Linked DNA regions of Homo sapiens: regions 1 and 3 are each linked to region 2. Evidence: chromatin loops called from intact Hi-C (ENCODE). Cell type or tissue: endothelial cell of umbilical vein. All regions are shown on one strand.

Region 1 (8,000 bases), 61 kb before region 2:
TTGATCACCTCTTCTCAGTCCTTCCCACTAGGCTCTGAAGAATCTCTATGCACAAGAACAATAGCAGAATGGAGTCAAAAGACATCTCTATTAATAGCTGTGCAAATGTCAGAGAACTGCAGTAAAAGGCAAGTAGTCTTTCACTCCTCAGCTTGCATGGGCCAGAGGGCTGGGATGGCAGATTCATCTGTACATGAGGCTTTACTCACTGGCCCAGCTGTGTGCCCACAGGAGCTACACTATGTGTGACACCTGGCAATGCTGTGCTAATAATGTGCTGTGCAAACAATGCCATGAACCCCAGTGAATCACCTTAGCATCTTCTCTCTCCCAGTGGGGTGCTGGGGAGGGCAGAAGTTGCATGGCTGAACAAGAAGTGGAAGATGTCCCTGCAAATGTGCCCCGTCACCTTTTTAGGGCCGGCGCTCATCAGAAGTCATGCTGTGCAGGCTCCTGGCCCTTAATGTTTTCTTCATGATGGAGATTCTTTGCAATTATATTCCTCATTTCACTCTCTAGAAGATCCATTCAGCCTAATTCTGCCCTGGGTCTTCCTGAGTTCCACTCTGGGTGGTTCATCTCATTGTCCTGCCATAGAGGAGCCCTCCTCACTAAAGTCAGCAAACAAGTAAATACCACATTGCCTGGAGTTCAGTCCCAGTTGAGTGATGATTTCAGGGAAGTCTCTCATCCTTTCTGTGCCTCAATTTACTCTTTTAAAAAATACAAATAGTATGGACTTGTGAGGACTGATACATAAATTGTATATAATATCAAATTATATGGATATATGTGTGTACATATACATGTGTATATGTATATGTCTATATATAGATAGGAAAATTCCCTGGTATATAGCAGGTATTAGTTCTCATGCTGCTAATAAAGACATAACCAAGACTGGGTAATTTATAAAGGGAAGAGGTTTAATTGACTCACAGTTCAGCAGGGCTGGGGAGGCCTCAGGAAACTTACAATCATGGTAAATCACATGGCGGCAGGAAGGGGAAGAATGAAGAATGAAGAAAAGCGCGGAGAAAATGCGGGCAAAAGCCCCTCACAAAACCATCAGCTCTCATGAGAACTCACTCCCTATCACGAGAACAGCACAGGGAAACCACCCCCATGATTCAATCACCTCCCACGAGTTCCCTCCCCCAACACATGGGGATTACAATTACAATTACAATTCAAGATGAGATTTGGGTGGGGACACAGAGCCAGAGCATGTCAGCATGGAATTGTTGCTGTCTGCTCACTTTTTCCTTAATGGAGATTTTGTTCCATGTATGGTAGGTAATGATCTGAGGCAGGAAGACAAAGAGCAGATAGCATTCAGGGCCTCAAAAGATTCCCCTAATGTGTACAAACATACTAGATCTGAAGTTCTGGTTCACCATGGTTCTTCCTCATTAAGCCGCAGATTTCCACTTGGAAAATTCATTGGTAAAGTGCCATGCCTGCTTGCTGCTGATAGGATTTTCTTATTGTCCAGCAGTATGCAAGTATTCAGCCCTCAGTCTCTCAGAAGAGGGGTCTGAATTCCCTTGTTCCGGGGTTGTGACCTTAACCTTGTCCTGAGATTTATAGCCCCAGAGAGGCTCTCCTCCTGATTTACATAGTTCCTGATGTCACTTTGAGCAGTTTAGTTCCAATCTCTGCAGAACATCTTGACTATGGAATGTGGGAACACGACGAGCTGTTTGTTTTATACTCCCAAATCCTTGAACAAAAGTTACAGAGTGTTTTTCTATCTTCTCAGAGGAAGAAGGCCCCTCTCCCATTCCCATTCAGTTCTACCAAGCAGCAGCTGTTGCTGTGTGTACTGTGTTTAAAATCCCTTTGTTTTATGCAAAAGTATTCTGCTTGATGCCTGCTTTGCAATAATCTGAGCCCTGTACAGTAATCTAGTTATGAGGACTAGAGGACTTAAAAGTATGAACTTTGAGATGTATGGGGAAGATTAGGACAGCCACAAGCCTTCTGAAAATTGAGCAATGCAGTCAAATAATGGCTGTATTTTGTTTGAAATGCTGCATAGCTGGTTTGATGTTTGCATTGGGTTGGCTGATGTCTTTTGTGTTGTGTGCATACCCTAGTGGGCTTATACTGGAATCCCTGAAAACTGGCAGAAAACGAAATAAAAATGTGCCCTCCTTTGCCATTTCCAATTTCTTTTGAGTTGGGCATTCTGTTTTTTGTGGTTCTAGAAGAGAAACATGGTTCTGGAACCTGTGGTTCTTTTGTGTGCCGCCCCAGGCTCAGCCTCACAGACAGAGGCTCCAGCAGGGGCCGGTGATGGATGATGGTGTTTCCCGCTAGTGGCTGCTCTTTAGAGAACATATTTAATTTCGGATGACTGGATAGTGTATTTCTCCCAAGTGATTTTGAATTGCCCATCTCCAGGAAAGACAGGACTCTTTATCTGTGGCTTCTAACTACTCATCGTAGGATTGATTATTAGGCCTGTTTCCTCTTACTTTAATATGTAGATGAGGTAGCAACAGAGAAATTGGAGGACCACAAGGAAAACCAAGCAATAGCACAAAAATCCAGTTGTTCTATATTTTGGTCCAGTGCACCCTGGTTGGGTGCTTCCTCATACAACATCTTCAGCTTGTGTCTGTTTAGAGATGTGCTCCCTTCTCCCTGGGCTCTCACCTCTGTCAGGTGATGTGGGCATTCTCTGAGGTCTTCCTTGGGCAGGAAGTTTCTGACAAAGCTGAGCATTACGGTATTCACTCAAAGTGTATACCACACACAATCTTGGGCATTTCTTCAGTAAATGCTTGATGGGCTTGGAAATCTGAAACACAAAGGCATTAGGGATTCTTCCACAAGAAAAGGTGGGATTTGGGGAATCCGGAAGAATACAAGAAGAGGAACATGAGAAGGGAATACGAGAAGAGGAACAAGGTGAAGGAAGGGTCATGTCAGCAAGGCTGCCAGGAAGAGCTCTTCTGAATTCAAGACAAATTTCTCCTCCCCAGACTGTCCTGGAAATGCGCAGCTCCCCACCCTCCCAGGAGAAGGAGGGACCTGTGCAGGCAGAAATGCTTCTGCCCAGCCTAATCATCTTAGAAGACAAGGTCAGGTCGACTCTCAGGTTTAGGCTTTTGTATGTGGTCGTATAATTTCAGGCTGTTCATTGTTCCAAAAATAGCTCCCACCTACCTGCTGATGCCTGAAATCCATGTAACAGGAGACAAAGCCTCTGATTCCCAATAAAGAGATAAAAGGCTTAATTATGCAAATATGTAGTGAAATAGTTCTGTCTGAAACTCATTCATATTAAAATGTCATCAGTCAGCGTTTCAGCAGGTGGGATGACTGATACACACAGAAACGGGGTTCTGGAACAGGGTGGTACTAAAGAGAAACTTGCTCTACCTTGCTGGGAGGACAAGGTCCCAGCAAGGGAAGGCAGTGAAGCCACAAGTACTACCCACTTTTGCAGGGCTGGTGGTGGCTGGCTTTCCGACTATGCCTGTGGGAAACCAGGGGGTGGTGTTTCCTATGAGGTAACCGGATTTAGGGAAATGAATCAACGCAAGTCCATTGTGTGATTATCTTCTGGAATCAGAGGGTCCAGCCACACCCTATAGATAAGTAGATGGAAGTAGCTCTTCTCCCAAGGTGAAGTGATACATTTTTCCTGCCATCACATTCTATGTTTCTCATATTATGAAGACGTGGGGGAACTCTGCCTTAGAGTGAGGTGGGCTTGGGATCACTGGGGCCCTTGCTTCAAGGTGAAGTGCTCACTCCTTCTCAGCATGGAGGATGAGCTGATAGAGGGGATGGCAGGACAGGCCGGATAGATAAGAGCCTCCAAAGCCAGGTTTGGGTGAATGGGCTCGAAGAGGGGCCACCTTTATTAGCAGCTTTAAGTTATGCTCCACTTCTAACACGCTTCTAGTGTGTTAGTTGAGTCTTATTAGCAGTGACGGCCTAGTCTCAGGTGTGCTGTGGGGATTTAACATACCTACCTACTCAGACCAGCTCCACAGAGAGATGTCAAGGGGAGAATCAGGTCTCCTCTCAAAGCCTGGTCGGTGTTGAGAGAGCAGAAGGGAGATATGCCCAGCAGGCAGTGAGCTGACAGGGTCATTGGCAGCAGGGGCAGTGGTGACGGGGTGGGTGATGAGGACAACAAAGCTGATCCACAGGGCCTGCTCCTGGGCACACGAGAAGTGCTCATATGAGAACTCTCTGAAGTATCTGGTGGCCATTGGGACATGCCAATTTCTGGAAATCAGGACAACCAATGACTTCCCCATTATCATTAGGCATAACAATTAAATGGAGTGGCCTGGGACATGTGGTGTTCTCACATCTGTGCATCCCTTGCTGGCCCTGCTTTCTGACTGCCCGGGAAGATGTAGCCGTCCTTTATCAGCAAGGACAGTTCTCAGAGGACGCATGTGTCTAAGTTGCTGAACTTCTTTTTCTTCACAAGACATAGGTGATCAGCAAATCGATTAATTGATAATTCCCACCAGTGTAGTTTTAGCAATTTGAGTGGAGTGGAAGGAAATGAAAACTCTGACAGGGTGTAGTTTTGAATCGGATCTCTGTAGGGTGTTTCCTCACCATCTTACCCAAAACTGCAACTCTCCCATTGCCCATCTCTTTCCTTTTGTTTTTGTTTTCCTATAGAGCTTACCTGGACAATTATTTATTTAGGTTTTTTTTGGCTGCTTTCTCCACTAGATCATAAGCTCCATGAGGACAGGGAATTTTGTCTGTTTTATTCCCTCATTTTATTCATCTTTTTATTCACTGAATGCCTAAGATAAGTATCTAGCACACAATGAGTGCTTCATACGTGTTTATTGAATGCGTGAAGGAAGCAAATGTTCCTGTTTGTTGTAAACAGGTGTTCAGCATGTGCTAGTTTCAGAAACAATCACAGTTAACTTTTTAGAAGACCAGCTTTGTGTTAGTCCATTCTTGTGTTGCCATAAAGAAATATCTGAGACGGGGTAATTTCTAAAGGAAACAGGTCGGATTGGCTCACAATTCTGCAGGCTATACAGGAAGTGTGGTGCTGACATCTGCTCAGCTTTTGGTGACGGCCACAGGAAGCGTCCAATCACGGAAGAAAGTATAGGGCAAGCTGCGTATCACATGGCAAGAGTGGAAGCAAGAGAGAGGGAGCAAGACAGAAAGACAGGGGAGGTGCCATACACTTTTAAACAACCAGATCTGATGTGAACTCAGAGTGAGAGCTCGCTTATTACTGTGAGGAGGGTGCCAAGCCAAACACTTATCCCCAGGCCCTACTTCCAACCCTGGGGATTACATTTCAACATGAGATTTGGAGGGGACGGACAAATATCCAAACCATATCAAGCTATTTCTCCATCTTCTGTACGATGGGGAGGGTCAAAGCAGTCAAAATCGAAAATAGAAGTGATTTTGTTAGCTTTAGAGTACTCTTCACAGTGTCCCTGGCTTATGGCTTCCTTTCCATGGCTTCTATCATTTTAAAACAATTTTTTTATTGGTGCATAATAATTGTACCTATTTATGGGGTATATGTGATTTTTGTTTTGTTTTGTTTTGTTTTGTTTTTGAGATGGAGTCTTGCTCTGTCACCCAGTCTGGAGTGCAGTGGCGCAATCTCGGCTCACTGCAACTTCTGCCTCCTGGGTTCAAGCAATTCTCCTGTCTCAGCCTCCTGAGTAGCTGGGATTACAGGTGTCCGCCACCATACCCGGCTAATTTTTGTATTTTTAGTAGAGACAGGGTTTCACCATGTTGGCCAGGCTGGTCTCGAACTCCTGACCTCAAGTGATCTGCCCACCTCGGCCTCCCAAAGTGCTGGGATTACAGGCAGGAGCCACCGCTCCTGTCCTATATGTGATATTTTAAAACCTGTATACAATGTGCAATGATCAAATAAGGATAATTAGCATATCCATCACCTCAAACATTTATCACTTCTTTGTGTTAGAGACATTCCAAATCTTCTCTTCCAGCTATTTTGAAATATACTATAAAATCTTGTTAACTACAGTCACCCTACTGTGCTATTGAACACTAGAACTTATTCTATCTAACTGTGTTTTTTTACCCATTAACCAATCTCTCTTTATCTCTCCCTCCCTCCACACCCTTCCTAGCCTCTGGCAACCACCATTCTACTCTCTACCTCCATGAGATTCACTGTTTAGCTCCCACATATGAGTGAGGACATGCGATATTTGTCTTCCCGTCATCAGGGAAATGCAAATCAAAACCACAATGAGATATCATCTCACCCCAGTGAAAATGGCTATTATCAAAAAGAAAATAACAAATGCTGTCAAGGATGCTGAGAAAGACGAATGCTCATACACTGTTAGTAGGGATGTAAATTAGTCCAGCAACCATTGCAAACAATATGGAGGTTCCTCAAAAAACTAAAAATATACCTACCATATGATCTATCAATCGCTGGGTATATATCTGAAGGAAATAAAATCAGCATATTGAGGAGATATCTGTACCCCCATTTTTATTGCAGCACTATTCACAATATTCAAGATATGGAATCAACATAAGTGTCTGTCAGTGGATTACTAGATAAAGAAAATGTATATATAGGCAACAGAATCCTATTCAGGCACAAAAAGAATGAAATCTTGACATTTGCAACTTCTATCATTGTTATGTCCTGTTTAACAAACTGGTTCATTTTAACAAACGCTTATAGAATGATGCAGCAGAAAAGGTCCTAACAGATGAAGTTTCCAAGTTAATTGAGGCATGATCCATGCCCTTAAAAGTCTATAGCCTAGCGGGAGAGTTAGGCTATCAGTGACCTATGACCCACCAGATAGGGAGGTCAATGTAGTCACTGGGGACATGAAGGGGTGGCTGGGCATCACTGGATCATTAAGTACATGGTCAGGAATGACACCACTTAAGTGAGTAAAGTGATATACCCCCAGCCTTGGGCACTGATCATTTCCTTGGGTTTCAGACCTTATATTAGTTAGGGTTCTCTAGAGAAACAGAACAAATAGGAGATATATGTGGAGATTTACTATGAGGAATTAGCTGACATGATTTTGGAGATGGAGAAGTCCCATGACCTGCTGTCACCAAGCTGGAGATCCAAGAAAGCTGCGGTTGTAATTTGGTCTGAGTCTGGAAGCCCGTGGAAAGCCAGTGATGTAGATCCCAGTCTGAGGCAGGAGAAGATGGCATGAGACATCCCAGCTCAAGTAGTGAGTGAGGAAAAAATGGGCAAATTTCTCCTTCCTCTGCCTTTGTTTTATTAGGGCCCTCAGTGGTTTGCAAGTTGCTCAACCACATTGGGGAGAGTAATTTACAATTGACCCTTGAACAATGTGGAAATTGGAGGCATCCACACCCCTGCACAGTTGAAAATTTGCATGTAGACTCCTCCAGAACTGAACTACTAACAGCCTACCATTGATCGGAAGCTTTACCAATAACATAAATGGACAATCAACAAATATTTTGTATTATATGTATATACTGTATTCTTAAAATAAAGTAAGCTAGAGAAAAGAAAATGTTAAGAAAATCATAAGGAAGAGAAAATATATCTGCTATTCATTTAGTGGTGATGGATCATCATAAAAGTCTTCATCCTCACCACCTCCACATTGAGTAGACTGAGGAGGAGGAGGAGGGTTTGGTCTTGCTGTCTCAGGGGTGACAGAGGTGGAAGAAGTGGAGAAGGTGCAAGAGGAGGTAAGAGAGACTGGCACACTCAATGTAACTTTATGAAAATACATAATGACTTCTGTTTGACTTTTTTTTTGCTTTTTCACTTCTCTAAAAATGTTTCTATATGGTATCAATCCTTCTTCCACCATTTGCTTTAGTTTCAGTGACCATTTCACAGAAAGGTCCATCTTGCAAAAGAAGTCAAAAGCAGTCTTAAATAAGCAGAACTCTGCTAGGTTGTCTGTATGCATTTGTTTTCTGTTGCTGCTTCTATGTCTCCTTCCTCATCAGCTGGCTTGGAAGCACTCATCTCC
Region 2 (8,000 bases):
GGATTGGAGCCTTGATTCAGACAGGGACCATAATTTATTCTTCTTCTAATCCCCATAAATCCTAGAAGGAAGTTTTATACATGATAGGCTCGGTAGGCTTTTCTTTTTGAACTGAGCATGCTTTGTTCATATAGGTCCAATCAGTGATTGACTTTAAGTAGTTACAATAGACCTTGTATAGTCAGGATAGCAGAATTATTCTCCACCACTGAGTATGACAGGCTATGAGTTGCATCTTATTTGCATTCTTCATGCCTAGTACAGGCCCTGGCTCAGAGCCAATCCATTCAGATAATGTTTGCTAAGGAAACATTAGATCCTGGACAACACTAGGGACCACTTGGACTGATGCTTTTATTTTCAGATGAGAAGATAAAGTCTCTGAGGGGACCATATGCTCAAGGCAGCCACACATTAGTGAGCAGCCAAGCTAGAACTTCTTTCTGCCATGTGATTTATCTGCTCCTGTCTACTTAAGAAAAATTTTAGGAAGGCCTGGGAAATGAGAGCTTATGTCATGTACCCAGCACAGGCTATTCAATAAACACTTGTTTCCATACCCTCTCTACTTTCTCCATGGGAAGAGAAAACCCATGGCACATGATGAAGCCTGTCCTCTTCATGTTTTGAGCAAACTGAATTCATGTGTTAACCTAAACACAGCAGTTTGACCCTTTCAGAAGATAATGATACTGCTGCCACAACCTGTTAATTTTTACTGTTGTCTTCAGAATCCTTGAGAAGGGCTAATACGCTAGCAAATGTGAAATAGTAGTCTCATTTTAAGAGTGAAACTTGAGGTTCTAATGGGAAAGTCAACAAGAAGAGAAGAAGCCAAGATTCGTTCATCCGACAGTGCGCTGTGTACCAGGAATAAGTTAGGTGCTGGGAATACAGTATTTAAAAAGATATGGTCCCTGCCCTTGAGAATCTCATGGTCCCATGTGGGATAGAAACATGATTAAAAAGAGAAGAAGCTACTCACTTTCTGAGAGCATAGGGACAACGCCTCCCAGAGGAGGTAATATTTGAGCATACCTATGATGGATTAAGAGAAATTTGCTGTCTAGGCAAGGAGAATTACAGGAAAAAAAAATAGGCACAAAATAGCAGGGTATAATCCAGGAATTGCAAATATATGAAAAGGGGTGTTAGTCTGTTTTCATTGCTATTAAGGAATACCTGAGACTGGGTTGATTTATAAGGAAAAGAAGTTTAATTTGGTTCATGGCTCTGCAGGCTGTACAAGGAGCATGGTGTTGGCCTCTGCTTCTGGTAAGGCCTCAGGAATCTTACCATGACAGCAGAAGGTGAAGAGAGGGTGTGCATACCACACGGTGAAAGCAGGAGGGAGAGATAGAAAAGGGGAAGGTTCCAGGCTCTTTTAAATAACTAGATCTCACGTGAACTAACTGAGGGAGAATTCAACATCAGGAAGATGACACTAAACCTTTCATGAGGGATCTGCCTCCATGAGCCAACACCTCCCACCAGGCCCCAACTCCAACACTGGGAATTGAATTCCAATGTGAGATTTGGAGGGGACAGACATTCAAACCATATTGAGGGATAAGCCTGGACAAGCAGGCAGGGGCTAGATCACAAAGGATTCAAATGAAGATGTTAGGAGCAATCTGGTACAATGAGGAGCTACTGAAGGATTTAGACAGGAGCGTAACATAGATTTGCATTTTAGAAATGTAACTGGCAGCAGGATAGAGAAGGAACTAAAGAGAAACAATTATAACATGGTTCTAATAGTCCAGGGGAGAGATGGCAGAGAGATGCAAAAGGGGAGTGAGAGTGGGATGTCTGCGTGAAGACAGAGACTCGGCCATTGGTTGATGTGGAAGCTGCAGAGAGGCAGAAACAGAGGATGACTCCCAGATTTCAGACTTTGCTGAACATGCCGTTAAACACAGAGGAAACAGGGAAATAGGGAAGTTGACAGGGAGCTAAGATATGGGGGAGATCATGATCATGCTCATGTTTGGATATGTTAAATTTTAGGGGCCCTGTCACATTCAGACCCACTTGGGAATGGTCCACATATGGATGATATACACAGAAGATACATAATAATTAAAGTCAATCATCCAGGGGAAATCCAGAACTCTGGAGAATTACAGTGGTTAAGGCATGGGCCAAGGAAGGGAGCCAGGTTCAGGGAAGGTGCAGTCAGAGATGTAGGAGTCGACAACAACTAGCTGAAGATGGTGTCCTAGGACCCTGGAATTGAGATAGAATGGGAGTGGTGAGAGGCTCCTCCTTCACATGTTTTTTTCATTTTTTTTCTTCTTCTCTTCTCAAAACCCATGCTACTACTTTGCTGACACTATACCTGCTAACCCCGAGGCTTCAGTCATACAAAAAAAAAAAAAAATAGCCATTCTTCTGTGCTCTTATAAAGTTTTACCCTGTCTTTTACTTAAAGAACTCCAGGAACTGGCCTTAGGAAACCAAACACTGAACCAAGTTTGCAGTGTCCCACCTCAGAAAGGAATGAGGAACAACTAATGTACAGCCTTGTTGCCTCCAGCCAGACCTCAAGGTGGCCCATTACTCAAGATAACCATCGTGACCTACTCATCCCCTACCCACCATGGGCTTTGCCCAGCCCAGCCCACATACCTCCTCCGATGTCAATTCTCTGCCTAATAAAAAAAATCCCTCCCAGCTCTTTTTGGGAAACTAGCTGGAGGATCCTTGGGCCTCTGCTGTCTCCCTTGTGCTCAAGCACAAGCCTTGAAATAAAAGCCTAGTCTGGGAAATGTGCCTGGTCCCGCGTTAATTCCCGTATTACATGGGGAGCCGAAGAGCCCGTGGCCTATAACAGAATGAGCATTAAAAAAAGGAGGGAGTAATTGGGTGGCTGTATCAAATCTTTAAGAAAGAGTAAGTGATAAAGCCTAAAAACACTTTTTGGATTGAGCAGTTCATGAGGGCAGTATTAGGAAAGGCATGGACATTCTTTTAAAATGTCTAGCTAAGAAGGAGGGTGATTTAGGTTATTTTGAGGAGAAAGTGAAGAATTTATCACCACATAGTCTTCTCTAACATGAAGATGCCATCAAGTAATTTGAGAACTGACAGGCTGTTTTCTTCCAGGTTCCAGTTCAATTTAACAAATGTTTATGGAAGTCCTGCTCAGTACAAGGCCATGTGACACCAAGCACCCACGATATACCACTGACTAAGATGCCATCCCCACTGTTGAGCACTTGGAAATTGGTAGAAAGTCCCTTGCATGGTCAGCAGACCCTAATGGAAGTAAGGCGGTCGTCAGCAGAAAATCGAGCTGTGCACAGACTGCCTGGGCACACAGGAAAAGAGCCAGAGAGGGATGCCCAGGGCCTGGGAGGATGGCCAGGAGTGCAGGAACGGAGGGACCAGGAAGAAGGACCAGAGAAACGCTGGGCGACTGTGTGCCGGGAGGGATGTTAAGCAGCCTGTGTGCCCTGAGTATTGCAGGGTGGCTGGGAGGTGCCCGGGCCCAGACCAGCAGGGGCGTTTGACTCAAGCTGAAACAGAAGCCTGGAGAGACACCCAGCGGCCCTCTGCCTACAGATGTATAGGAAAACAATAGGACTCTCTCCTTCTTTGTAGTTTAGATTCCCATTTGACATCTAAACTGCCAGACTTTAGACTGGTCATGAAGTCTCTCGTGTTGATTTAATGACCAGTTTCCTGTGATACTTCTAATATTCCTGCCAAAGGCTTGAGAGAAATAACAACCAGGGGCATGATGAGTTCAACTCTTACAGACAATTCTGATTAAAGCCTAGCAGCCTGAACTTCTCACCCAGGCTCCTATGTATGTCCTAGCCCGGCCTGCTGGGGAGTGTTCCGGGTGGGGCCCTCCAAGACATTCAGGAACCTAAGTCACTGAGGATGTGTTCTTAACCTAGGGATCAAAGGCAAGTCAGGGAGCAGCTCCTCCTCCTCGGGCTGTAGCTGCAGGGCATGGGAAAGGTCTCCATGCTGGCGGACTGTTGGAAAATGCAGATTCTGGAGAGCAGAGATGGATATACTAATGCCAAAGAGACAATTCTGGTATGTAACTCCATGAGGGTGGGGCCTTTCAACAATCACAGGCCATCCACAGGGAGGGTGTCGGGCGCACTGGGGGCAGGGGGCAGGAAAAAGAAAGAGGACAGTCAGAAGTCAGAAGTCAGCAGGTGGTGTCACCGTGCCACTACGCAGCCAGGGAAGGCCACACCTCTGTTCAGCTTTTCCCTCTGATGTTCTGCCGAGTGGTCAGGCTGCAGCAGGAATACTGACCTCTGTTCCAGTCCATAAACCCCAAAAGAACTGCCCCTGGACATTAGTTGAGGTGTGGAAGAAAAGCAGTTAAACATTGAGGGCTCTAGCTATACAAAGAAAATTAAGTATATGTATGCTGTCCAGGGACACGATATCTATGTGGAACTGTGTGAATTTCATTTAGCTTGTGCAAGAAAATAAATGTAAATAAGCTATGTGCTTTAATCATCAGGACTTCAAGGAAGAACATAGGCTCTCTTGGCTATTCAATAAAAAGTGATGGCCAAAGTGGCCCGGGGGAAAGAACTTAAAACAAAAAAAAAGTCCAGGTTTTCTTGGACCTCTTTAGTTTGTGGAATTTCAGACCAATTTTATATTCACATGTGCTTGTATTGGAAAATTGAGTGGGGTGTCCTTAGCTTTTTATTGTAACTGTTTACAATAATTGCATCAGATCCAGATAATTTTTCTAGTGAGAACTGGTCCAGCTTCAAGTGAGGGTCATGACTAGCGATTTCTGAGAGAGGGTCAAGAACTGAAGGCTGAGCAAAGCAGCCGCGCGGGAACCGGCTGCTCAGGAGCCCACCCCTCACTCACACTGAGGCTTCTTTCCTTCCCCTTCCCCTGGGGCTTCTTTCCTTGGGGCTTCTTTTCACTTGGGGCTTCTTTCCTTCCCCTTCCCCTGCCTGCCCGTAGAGAGGATTCCCCGGCATCCACTCTTAGTCCTCTCCTCACTGTCCCAGCTGTCCCTGAGTGACCTCATGCACTCTCAGGGCCTTCCTCCTCACATGCTGGTGACTTCACATCTCCATCCCCAGCTCCGGGCCGGGCACCCTACTGAACACTGGACATTGGCACCTCACCCACCCAACACCTCAGCCCACCCTATCTTCCCTCCTGACTCGCTCCTCCTTCATGGTTGTTCCCCACCTCAGGGAAGGGTATCTCTGCCACCCAGCTGCTCAAACCAGGAGGACTCAGCTCACCCTCAATTCTGAACAACACCTGTTATTCATAGGCTGTTATGAAAATTAAGTGAGATCAATGTAAAGAGCTTAGCACACAACTTCATGCATAATGAACACTCACTAAATGTTAGCCATTAGCATCTGCAAGGCAAGGCATTTTTTAAAACATTGCTAATGTTTTTAATAATGCAATACAAACACCTGAAATATACATAGAGAAGTGAATAACAAGAATATAAAGTCTCTCTCTTCCCCTCAATCTCCTCCCTGATTTTGTATCTTCTTACACATTCTTCCTGAAAGCTTAGGCATATAAAAGTCATCCTGAGTACCTGGTTGAAAAAGATCACAAAAGAGGCCATTAAAAATATATATAAAATCATTTTTTATACAAAATAATATATACTAGCAAAATCCCCTATCTTTGAACCTATTATGTCTGTTCCTGACTATACCTCAAGCCTGTCCCCAAACTCTATAGACTAGTGAGGCAGACAGCTAGCCAGAGAACAGACATGATTACTTGCAGGAAGCTAAAAGCAATACAAATAGGGCCAAACAGGTTAGTGCAAGAACCCACTTCCTAGTGGAAAGGAATGGTTACAACAGGCTGTACCAATAAAGACAGGCAGCAGCCATCCTGCTTTAGGCACAGATAAGAATGTAACAAAGAAGAAACTGGCCACAACAGGGTAAATGCAAGATATACATGCTACAGTTAATTAGTATATATTTAAAAACACAAATTATGCAAATGAATGACTGCCAAACCTTGGCTGCATTACGCCCCCATTACCATAAAATTTCCATGGGTAAGGGCATCCCACTCCTATCACGCAGCTAACGCCATGGCGGTTCTGGATTAACAATACTTAGTCAATAAAAGGGTGGCATTCCAATTCCGAAAACTGCCCATCAATTTCCTGGAAAACCCATTCCCTTAGTATAGAATATTCCAAGCCTTCATTATACCTATTCATCTAGTTCGTGAGCCCTGGCCATGTTGGGCACGGCTCCTTCTTTTGAGCGTGTCCCTGTTCCTCTCTTGAGTGTGTTCTTGCTTTTGCTCTACAATAAATCTGCTACATTTTCACTTTGGTCTTGCTTTCAAATTCTTTTGTGTGGCAAAGACAAGAACCTGAAATGGCTCCACTGGCAACACTAAGATTGCAGTGGGGTTCATAGAGTGGGGTGGGGAAGGGGGAAGATGGCTTTTCTGCACATTAATTTAGTTTTTTTAAAAAAACTAAAAGTTCAAACAAGCCCATCCAAATGTCATGTGTTCTTGTCTGGGTAATTCCTACTACCATTTATTAGCTGTTAGTGGGCACATTCTTTTACCCCTCTGTTTCTCAGTTTCCTCCTCTGTAAAGGGGGAATGATGTTAACAGCCCATCTTTACAGTCAAGAATGCTGAAGAGCTTAAAACAGACAGGAGCCTATCTTACAGTGTTACCATGAGAATTTAATGAGTAAATATTTGCAATATACTTAAATGCAGTGCCTGGTATATAATAAGCACTTTGTAAGTGTTTTAAAGAAATAAAATAATGATTTATTGGGATCTGTATTTATTTATAGACTCAAGATTTTAAAGGTGGAAGTGACTGTGGTGATCATGTAACCCTCATATCCTTCTCCCAATGACTTGCCCAAGAAATCAGTTAATTGTCACTTATTATTTATTATAGGACATAATAATTTGAAATGTAATACTGTACATTTTCTGTGATAAATATTCTAAAAGGAAAAATATTTAAAATATCAATATTCATAAAGACTTTAATTATTTAATATTATTAATGTTATTCAACATACTCGAATCAAGTATGGGCCTTTGTATGTGTAGATAAATTGTAGATACCATTTTTGTCAACACTACCTTCCAATCCCCACCCCTGCCCCATGTGAAAATCATTATTTATTATCCTTTTAAATACTAAGGGCAATGATACGTATACTGTATAATCCTAACCGATTCCTTAGCTCTATCAAACAAGGTGAATGCCCTTGTTTTGCATGTGCTATAATTAATTAGTATTTATTAAAAAACACAAATTATGCAAATGGCTTACTGGCCTAACATTAAATTGGAAATTCAGAGATGGCCAGGCATGGTTGCTCACGCCTGTAATCCTAGCATTTTGTGAGGCCGAGTTGGGTGAATCACTTGAGGTCACGAGTTTGAAACCAGCCTGGCCAACATGGAGAAACCCCATCGCTAATAAAAATACAAAAAATGTAGCTGGGCGTGGTGGTTGGTGCCTGTAATCCCAGATAGTTGGGAGGCTGAGGCAGTAGAATTGCTTGAACTTGTGAGGTGGAGGTTGTAGTGAGCTGAGATTGCACCACTGCACTCCAGCCTGGGTGACAGAGTGAGACTCTGCCTAAAAACAAACAAACAAAGAAAGAAATTCAGAGATCATCTTGAGCATCGGGGCTGTATGTCAGCAGCCTGAGCAAATACTGCAAACCAAAATGCAAATTTAACATAGTACTTCTCCTTCAAAATAGTTCATTCAGGAGCTTTGGTTTACTGCAATTTGTCCTAAAGGTTACAAACTCTGTAAACTATTTTAACACCTTGGCTATCCCTACATTCTGATAAAGTTACAGTTTCAATGAGCTCACCTAGGTACTTAGATTTCCAAGTAGCTTCTCATGACTTACAGGAGAAAATAATTTTCAATTAAGAATTCAATAAAAAACATCAGAATACAATTACAATTGTGGTTGTTACATTAATAAAAAGTGCACTTTCCTGACTTG
Region 3 (8,000 bases), 84 kb before region 2:
AGAATTTCAGAGATGAGACAGCGAAATACACAAGAGCTGAAAAGGACAAAACAGAAGCCAGAGCCGCGAAGAGAAGCGACCTCTGAGAACCATCCAGCTACCTTCTAATGCCCGCCTCATGCTGACTCTGAGTCGGTAAAACTTCGCAGGTAGCTTGGGGTGAACGAAAGGAGGGCACCTCTAGGATCAGCCCCGGGACACTAGGCGGCGGCGCTGGAGGCGGGGACTTCCTGGCCCTGGTGGGGCGAAGTGCACTCATTCCTCCACCGCGTCTCAGAGCACCGCGTTCTTTCCACTCTAGTCTTCTTCTCTGATGCTTTCCTCTCATGAATTCTGGTGTACATATAATACAGAAACCATCCTCCAGAATGCCTACACCTCTTCTTCCTTTGTGGGCCAATTCTACAGGGGCGCTAAGTGGCCGACTTGTGGTTCCCCAGTGTGTCTGGGCTGTTTCCTACACACTTGTATTCGCCCTGCATTCGCGGCGTATTCCTTTGATCCCAGGTGGACTTTTATCCGCCGTTCATTTTGCCCTGCTTTGGAAGGACGGTTTTCCAGTTTCATTAGTGACACGTCATTTTATCTTTGACTTCCACAGTCAATACTTAGAATCTGACTTGGTCCTGTTGGCTCATGCCTGTAATCCCCACACTTTGGGAGGCCAAGGCAGGAGGATCAATTGAGGCTAGAAATTTGAGACCAGCCTGGGCAACATAGTGAGACCCGTCTCTACAAAAACTTCTAAAAATTAGCCGGGCGTGGTGCTGTGCACCTGTAGTCCCAGCTACTCGGGAGGTTGAGGTGGGAGGATCACTTGAACTCAGGAGGTTGAGGCTGCAGTGAACTATGTTCATGCCATTGCACTCCAACTTGGGCAACAGAATGAGACCTGTCTCTGAAATAATAACAAGAAGACTCTATTAGAGCCTTGGAAGTTTTCCATTAAATTATTTATGATAGTGCTGTTCAACAGATACAAGCAAGCCATGTATTTCATTTTAAATTTTCTAGTAGTCATATTAAAAAATAAAAAGGCATAGAAGAGATAAATTTTAATAATATATTTTATTCTTTCCAGTATATCCAAAATATTGTATTTTCAACTTGTAATTGATATAAACATTATTGAGATATTTCACATTTTTTTTGGTACTAAGTAATTTTGGTACTAAGTAATTAGATTGGTCTATAGCATATTTGTTTAATATTTAATATTGAGCAATGCTGCTGGAAATTTGCACTTGGAAAGGAACATGTTAATTTGGAGCATGTTGGCCATCCTGGATGGGAGGACCTCGGTTCTAGAGGGGAAGGCAGAGGCCATGTCTTGTCTGGTATATTTTTTACAGTGTTTAGCGCAGTATCTCTTACATGATATTGTTCAACAAATGTTGATTAATTGAATACATGACGGAATAAATGATAAGCAGAATTAGCTCACTGCCATCACCTGTGCCCAGAGACTGGTTTAATAGAGATCACCTGTCAGCCAGCAATGACGATGTGTTAGATGCCACACAGCTCCATCCTATATATTCAGAGGAAGGAATGATAACCTGTCTTACTAGGTAGAGAGGCAGTAAAACTTACTGCTGTCCTAAATTGTTGCCTCCAGACAAATCACTAAGTGAAAGGTTGTAACTTTTTGTCTTCCTTATCCACATGTCTTTCAACTAGTCAGTAATCTTTCTCTCTCAGGCTGAGTTCTTTATCTGTAAACAAAAACAGTATTTTAGAGGAACCCTTTATGTCATCTCCAAATACTTAGTTTCCTAGAATGTGTAGCTTTTCCCCTCAGACCCATTGCATTTTTCCATTTTTATAACCACTAAATATTGTTGGAGTTTTGCTGGTTGTAGGACATTTCCTGGAACTTGTTTTTTCCATATCTTTGTGGTTAAACACCCATTGTCTGATATCAAGGAGAAAGAGGTCCAGAAAACCCACAGGGAACCTTGAGCAAAGGGTGGAAATGCCACTAATAATGGTGACAGGACACCTACAATATGGTGAAATCTTGTTTTACATGATTTCTGCATACCAGAAAAGACTTGGTGACTACTACTCAAGTCCCCCGACCTCTGCTTTTTTTTTTTTTTTTTTTTTTTTTTTTTTTTTTTTACCCATTGGGTTAGAGAAGAAAACAATTTCAACCTACATATTATTGAGATAAAAAGGCAGAGAAAGAAGAACAAGACCAGGCTCAAAATGACCTTACAGTTGGGTAGTTTTGGGTAACGCAATCCTTGGTGAACTTCAGTTTCCTCATCTTTGAAATGGGAGTGTCTATCTTAGCACAGTGCTGAACATAGGAAATATTCAATACCTTGGGTATCTACCCCAGACGTTATTTTTTTCCTAGACTCATACAACTTACCCTTAATGTGCATGTGATTTCTTGTTAATCAGATATTTTGAGCTCAATAATGTAAAACTAGGGACTATTACAGTCAAAATGATTCATCCTGAAGCCTTCTAGTTATTTTATTTGTGACTTTGAATATACATTTTCATAGAATACCCTTGGTAAAACTAAATTTAGAAAAACGAAGCCCCACATTTACTTAATAATACCAAATTACCTTCTTGGATTCAAATTTTACAAATGTTGGATTGATAGAATTCTGAAGATAATTTGGCAGCAGATATTTCTGTATCAATATGTTGAACCATCTGCTCTTTTGAAATAATCTAATGACACAGACAAAACATTAAAATGTGTATATTTGTTATTTGGTTGGTAAATAATTGAAGGCTCATTAATTTTTATGAGATTCAAAAATCTCTGGTAGACTTTCTGATTTTAGTATAATTTTTCAATATGTTTACTTTATGGTAAAATGAATTAATGTTAAGTGACCTAATTTATTTTGTATACATTATCTTCAACGGAAACATTATTCCTTAATAAACTGCTGGAATAGACTGACCTTTTTTTCTGTTTAAAATCTCAATTGATCAGTTTATAAAATTCAATTTCCTTTCGATATTATACCAGTTGTTGTCTAATTATGGCTGTGACCATAAATTTTGCCTAAGACATTTCAGTTGGTTTTCCATGTGAATCAAAGCTTTGGATAATTTATATCCAACATGTTAGATGGCAAATTCAATAGTGTTCCAAGGTCACAGTATTGCATTTAAGGCATATTGGTTTTATAACCATATTTTTTCCCCTTTAAATTATGAGAACCACGAGTCTCTGGTAAGTAGCCCCAAGGCTTCAAAATACAACATTTCAATCAACAGGGGGCAGTAGTGGTAAGCCAGAGAGGACACAACAGAGATATAATTAGAGGAAGATGGATGGGTCAGATAGAGATATTTTATTAGTAAAAGACGAGATGAGATTGAACCAACTTTTATCCCAAATTGGTACCATGTTAAATGTCCTTATTTTACCTGTGCCTGTTATGGGCCTAACAATCCACCAAAACAAACACAATGTGGGGTTACTACGACCATCATGTTGACAGGATGAGCTGCAAGATTCCAGCAGTGTTGGCAACATGGCTGCACTGGTTCACTCAGACAGAGAGGAAGGAGCTGAGGGAAACCAGAAATTAGGTAATGGGCTTGCAGCCTTGGGGAGAGCCCCAGAGTGGAGTAGTACCTCTGAATCTGCATGCTCTGGGATGTGCTGGCTAAATGCAGAAGACCAGGCCTTTTCCCCTCCCAGCCCACGCTTTCGAAAGTGCCTTTGGGGGAAGATGGCGGCAGCACCCATGGCTTGGTAAGGGATCACTCCCGACTGATTCTGACACCCTGTTCATGGAGAACCACGGGGCTTTGTGGAAGGGTGTAGTCAAGGGCAGATCCAGTGAATATAAGAAGGCGAGAAAGACCAGTGCACAGGCAATTGAACGAGAAACAGGAATGTCGGAATTCGAGGGCTTAGGAGTGAAGCATTTCCAGCTTGCATCAAGAGGACTGATGAAGGAGAAGCCAGCCGTTGGAGGGGAAGCTCAGGGAGTGTTCCTCCAGGATACGAGGAAGGTCGTGTACAAAGAGGCTGAAAAGGCTGGGGATGGTTTTAGGGCTTGTGGGAGTGGGCCCAGTGGAGGAAGGGAGGAAAGCGAAGGATAGAGGAGAACTGTAGGCAACGAATTCAAGTGTGTCCAGAAAGTCAGAGCATGCCTGAGTTGAGAAAGTGGAGTGGAAGGGCAAGGCAGTAATATGCCAGCTTCCAGGAACTACAACAGAGGCCCTGGGCCCAGGTTTTGGGTGGAGCAGGCTCTTATATTTATTCCAAATTGGTACCAGTTAGGTATCTGGTACCTAAACCAGGTAGAGAGCCCCTATTTTCTAGTTCTACTTGCAAATTTGCTTTATAACCCAGAGGAAGTCACCTTAACCCACGGGGCCTCATTGTTTTCTTGTCTATAAAAAGAGGGAGTTAATCAGGACCAGTGCTTTTCTACCTTGGTTACACATCAGAATCGCCTGGGATTTAAAAAATTCCTCAGACTAATGAAGTCAGTTTTTCTGGGGGGCAGTGGAGCTAGCTCCCAGGTGATTGCAATGGGAAGCTGAAATTGAGAACCAGTGATCTAATCAGTGCGTTGCTGACTTTAACACACATATGAGTCACCTGGGGATCTTAGTCAAATGCCAATTCTGATTCTAGAGGTCTAGGATGGGCCCAAGGGTTTGCATTTCTAACAGCCTCCCAGGAGTGCCCATGATGCTGCTCTTCTGTGGACCACAGTTTGAGTAGCAAGGGGCTAAGGGCCCTCTGGGTTGATTGAGGGATATAATTTGTTCTAATAGGGATAACAAGAGACAGAGAGAAAAGAACTATTAGTCTGTTGTTACTGAAATGGTATCATAGAAAGCGTCAGAATGCAACAAGTGCCATGGATGGAAAACAGGTACTGATTTAAGGTTGCCACAATGAAAACCTTAAGACATGATGTCCTAACAAACAAATTATCACTTTAAATGCATAATCATTGTTTGAAACAGACGTGTTTTTTAATATTTTAAGTTCTGTGGTACACATGCAGGATGTGCACATTCGTTACATAGGTAAATGTGTGCCATGTTGGTTTGCTGCACAGATCAGCCCATCACCTAGGTATTAAGCCCAGCCTCCATTAGCTATTCTTCCTAATGCTCTCCCTCCCCTTGCCCCACCCCTGACGGGCCCCAGTATGTGTTGCTCCCCCCAGTGTGTCCATGTGTTCTTATCATTCAGCCCGCACTTAGAAGTGAGAACATGCAGTGTTCGGTTTTCTGTGAAACAGACCTTTTAGGTGCAGATGACTACAATTTAAAATTTTTAAAACAGACTTCAAAGTCTAAATTACCATACTTTTTAAAATTGGAAATAACTTTAATATAAAAAATCATGAAAAAAAGTCAAAATTATCTGCTTTTTTTTTCTTATTTTTAACATGTTGGAAGAGTAACTAAATCAAGAGCCTTATGCTGAAAACATCCTATATGCTCAAACATCTTCTGGTGATGTATATTCAATATGAGATAACAAAAATGAAAAACAGCAGATCTGTATGATAATGCACATAATATTATGTGCATGTTTACTGATAACAGACAAGATGTGAATTAGGAGACAAATGTTTTAAATTTATTGGAACTTTTTTATCATTAAAAATATATTTTAAAATATATGTTGAATGAAGACAGAACGAAGCTAGTCTTGAAGGGAGATTGCTGCGTTGGGCAGGTTGAAGTCTGAAAAAAATAATAGTTCTGGAACAAACTCTCTAAGCCTGTCATAGACCTGCTCTTTCTCACCTGGAGACATCGTGAGACCTAGGTTTAATTGCCATTTCTTTTCTGTGTTTGGTGCATCCATTTGTAATGCACCCACCTTCCAGGGCTATTTGAAAGCTTCAGGGTGTTCATGTCATATGAGAACATAGTTTATCAATGTAAAAGCATTGTCCAGATGTAAATTATTATCATCTGGCTCTCTCTCACACTGAACCCACTTCTGTGACTGCTAAAGAGATAGAGAAAAAAGAAGAATCAAATGCTATCATGCTTATGAAGCAAACTGTGGGTTTTTACCACCCACAGTTCTTACCAACCCAATTGCAATAGAATTGCAAAATAGACTCTCCATTGTCTCTGTTGTCTCTCTAGCCCTTGACAGTGAAGCACAAATCTACACTGTGCCAAGCCAGGCTCATCACTCACATCACATGATGGCCACTGCATCTAGTTTTCCTCAACATAAACCTAAAAGCCTGGATGACATCATCGTCACCATTGTGGTTTTTTTTTGTGAAAGTGAAGTGGAAATTGTACATGTTTGATGCACATACAGGTGACTTGCGCTGCTATTTTTGAAGGCCTTTAAGAATACTGTGTTAACCAAGAAATGCACACTTTTGTTCAAAATATTTTGGAATACGAGTGACACGAGTGTTTTATTTCTGCGTACAGATTACACAGTATCATAGCAAAACTACTTTGTAAACTGTGAATTGTTTAGTGCATTCATGGTGGATGTCTCTTGTTGGATGTCTATTCAGCCTTCAACCAGATAGATCTGAAAGGCAATATTCACTATCTTTCCTTTCTAATTAGCTCTTCCTTTCTGTTTCCCTAATTTACCCCAAACAACCCTTGGAGACATTCAGGTGTGAAATTCTATGGATTCTTTTCACTGTGGTATTTGCAGCATCCACCCTTCATCTGGGTGCTTGCTGCAATTGTACTCTTTGCACTCTTTGCACAGACTTTTCCAATAATCCCTAACTGGTTTTCTGGTTTGAAAAAAATGACAAAATTATCTGCTTTCTTCTTCTTATTTTTAACATGTTAGAAGAGTAACTGAATCAAGAGCCTTACGGCAAGCACCATTTTGATTACGTCACTTGCCTCTTCCAGGAGCATCTTTGCATCCTACTCCCAGCTGGTTGGTATTTGTTCTCAGACCTCTCCTCTCATGTCCCCTGGCCTGGTCATCCCCAAACCTCACTAAACAGAATTAGCACCTATCACCTCCTATGGGACTTGTGTGATTGTTTAATCCCTTCCATTTGATTATAAAGTGCTCTGAGGCAACGACCTTATTTGCCTTGTTACTCCCCAGGACACATATTAACTGCCTAATAAGCATTTCTTGTATGAATAAATGCCCAGTGAAAAAGGGCATAGAAATTTATTACAGGTGGTTCGTTAAAAGGAGTCAACTGTTTTTCCAGTTACCTGGGGCTCAATTGAACTCTGTTATCTGGCATTTTGCCAATCACACTTCTCTTTAACAATATTCATGATGATAATTGGTGTTCATGGTGATTACCCCAGGGCTGTACAAAATCCTAAAAGGCCTTCTCAGTCAGTTTTAAAAAAAGACCATATGAAGATGTTTGTTTCTCGTTAAAAGATTCATTATATGTATTATCATAGATTATCAATTTTCAAGGAATTAAAACACAATAAAAATCACAGTAATATCACATTGTACATTAATCTTCCTTTGATGATTAGTTCATTCAACAAATAATTAGCACACACTTAATATGTGCAAGTTAATAGAGTTATTAAGCAGGATATCCTACTCCAGTCAATTTATATATATTCAAAATGACGTTTTCATCGATTGTGCTAGATAATACTGGTTTACTGTAAGTGGCATACAGTGTTATATTTAATCACTTTTTTCAATATACATTAAGCAAAATTATGGCTCTTTAAAATAGTTTTTTATAGAGCAATTACTAAGAAGTCACTTATGAAGAAAAGTTCTATAAATCAAATCTGGTTCTTGGTTATTTCTTCAAAGATACCTGAGAACGGGTTGGTTTTCTGATCTATTGGTACATTTGGTCCCTGCTTTGGACCCTGAGTGATGGCATGGCCACAGCTCTTCTCCCCATGTCTGCTCAGTCTGGAACAGAGTTGATCTGGCAATGCAGATTCTGCCTAGGCACTCGAAGCAGCGGCTCTCAGTCTTGGCTGCGCTTTGGAATCACTTGGGGAGTTTTAAAAACCACTGATGGCAGGGATTCCAATTTAATTGG

What was found. Peaks named below come from ENCODE experiments on the same cell type or tissue, not always from the same donor. Only the 100,000 strongest peaks of a DNase experiment are listed, where the experiment ranks them.
Region 1: a loop joins it to region 2, with 3 times the contacts of the local background. A loop is called at or near these places in 1 of 110 quality-filtered maps.
Region 3: a loop joins it to region 2, with 5 times the contacts of the local background. A loop is called at or near these places in 1 of 110 quality-filtered maps.

The regions. Positions count from the first base shown.
Region 1 is chr13:33,089,274-33,097,273 of GRCh38, forward strand. No RefSeq gene overlaps it. Among named protein-coding and RNA genes, the nearest start is that of KL, 77 kb to the left of the region's middle. RefSeq lists an enhancer at 3,033-3,589. In endothelial cell of umbilical vein, no CTCF peak of the experiment used is centred here; DNase peaks (open chromatin) are centred at 1,638 and 3,508; H3K27ac peaks cover 2,984 bases.
Region 2 is chr13:33,150,049-33,158,048 of GRCh38, forward strand. The region is part of intron 3 of STARD13 (StAR related lipid transfer domain containing 13); the gene reads right to left. Among named protein-coding and RNA genes, the nearest start is that of STARD13-AS, 120 kb to the right of the region's middle. In endothelial cell of umbilical vein, a CTCF peak has its summit at 3,549; DNase peaks (open chromatin) are centred at 303 and 3,643; H3K27ac peaks cover 2,307 bases.
Region 3 is chr13:33,066,320-33,074,319 of GRCh38, forward strand. No RefSeq gene overlaps it. Among named protein-coding and RNA genes, the nearest start is that of KL, 54 kb to the left of the region's middle. In endothelial cell of umbilical vein, a CTCF peak has its summit at 3,269 (motif pointing right); no DNase peak of the experiment used is centred here.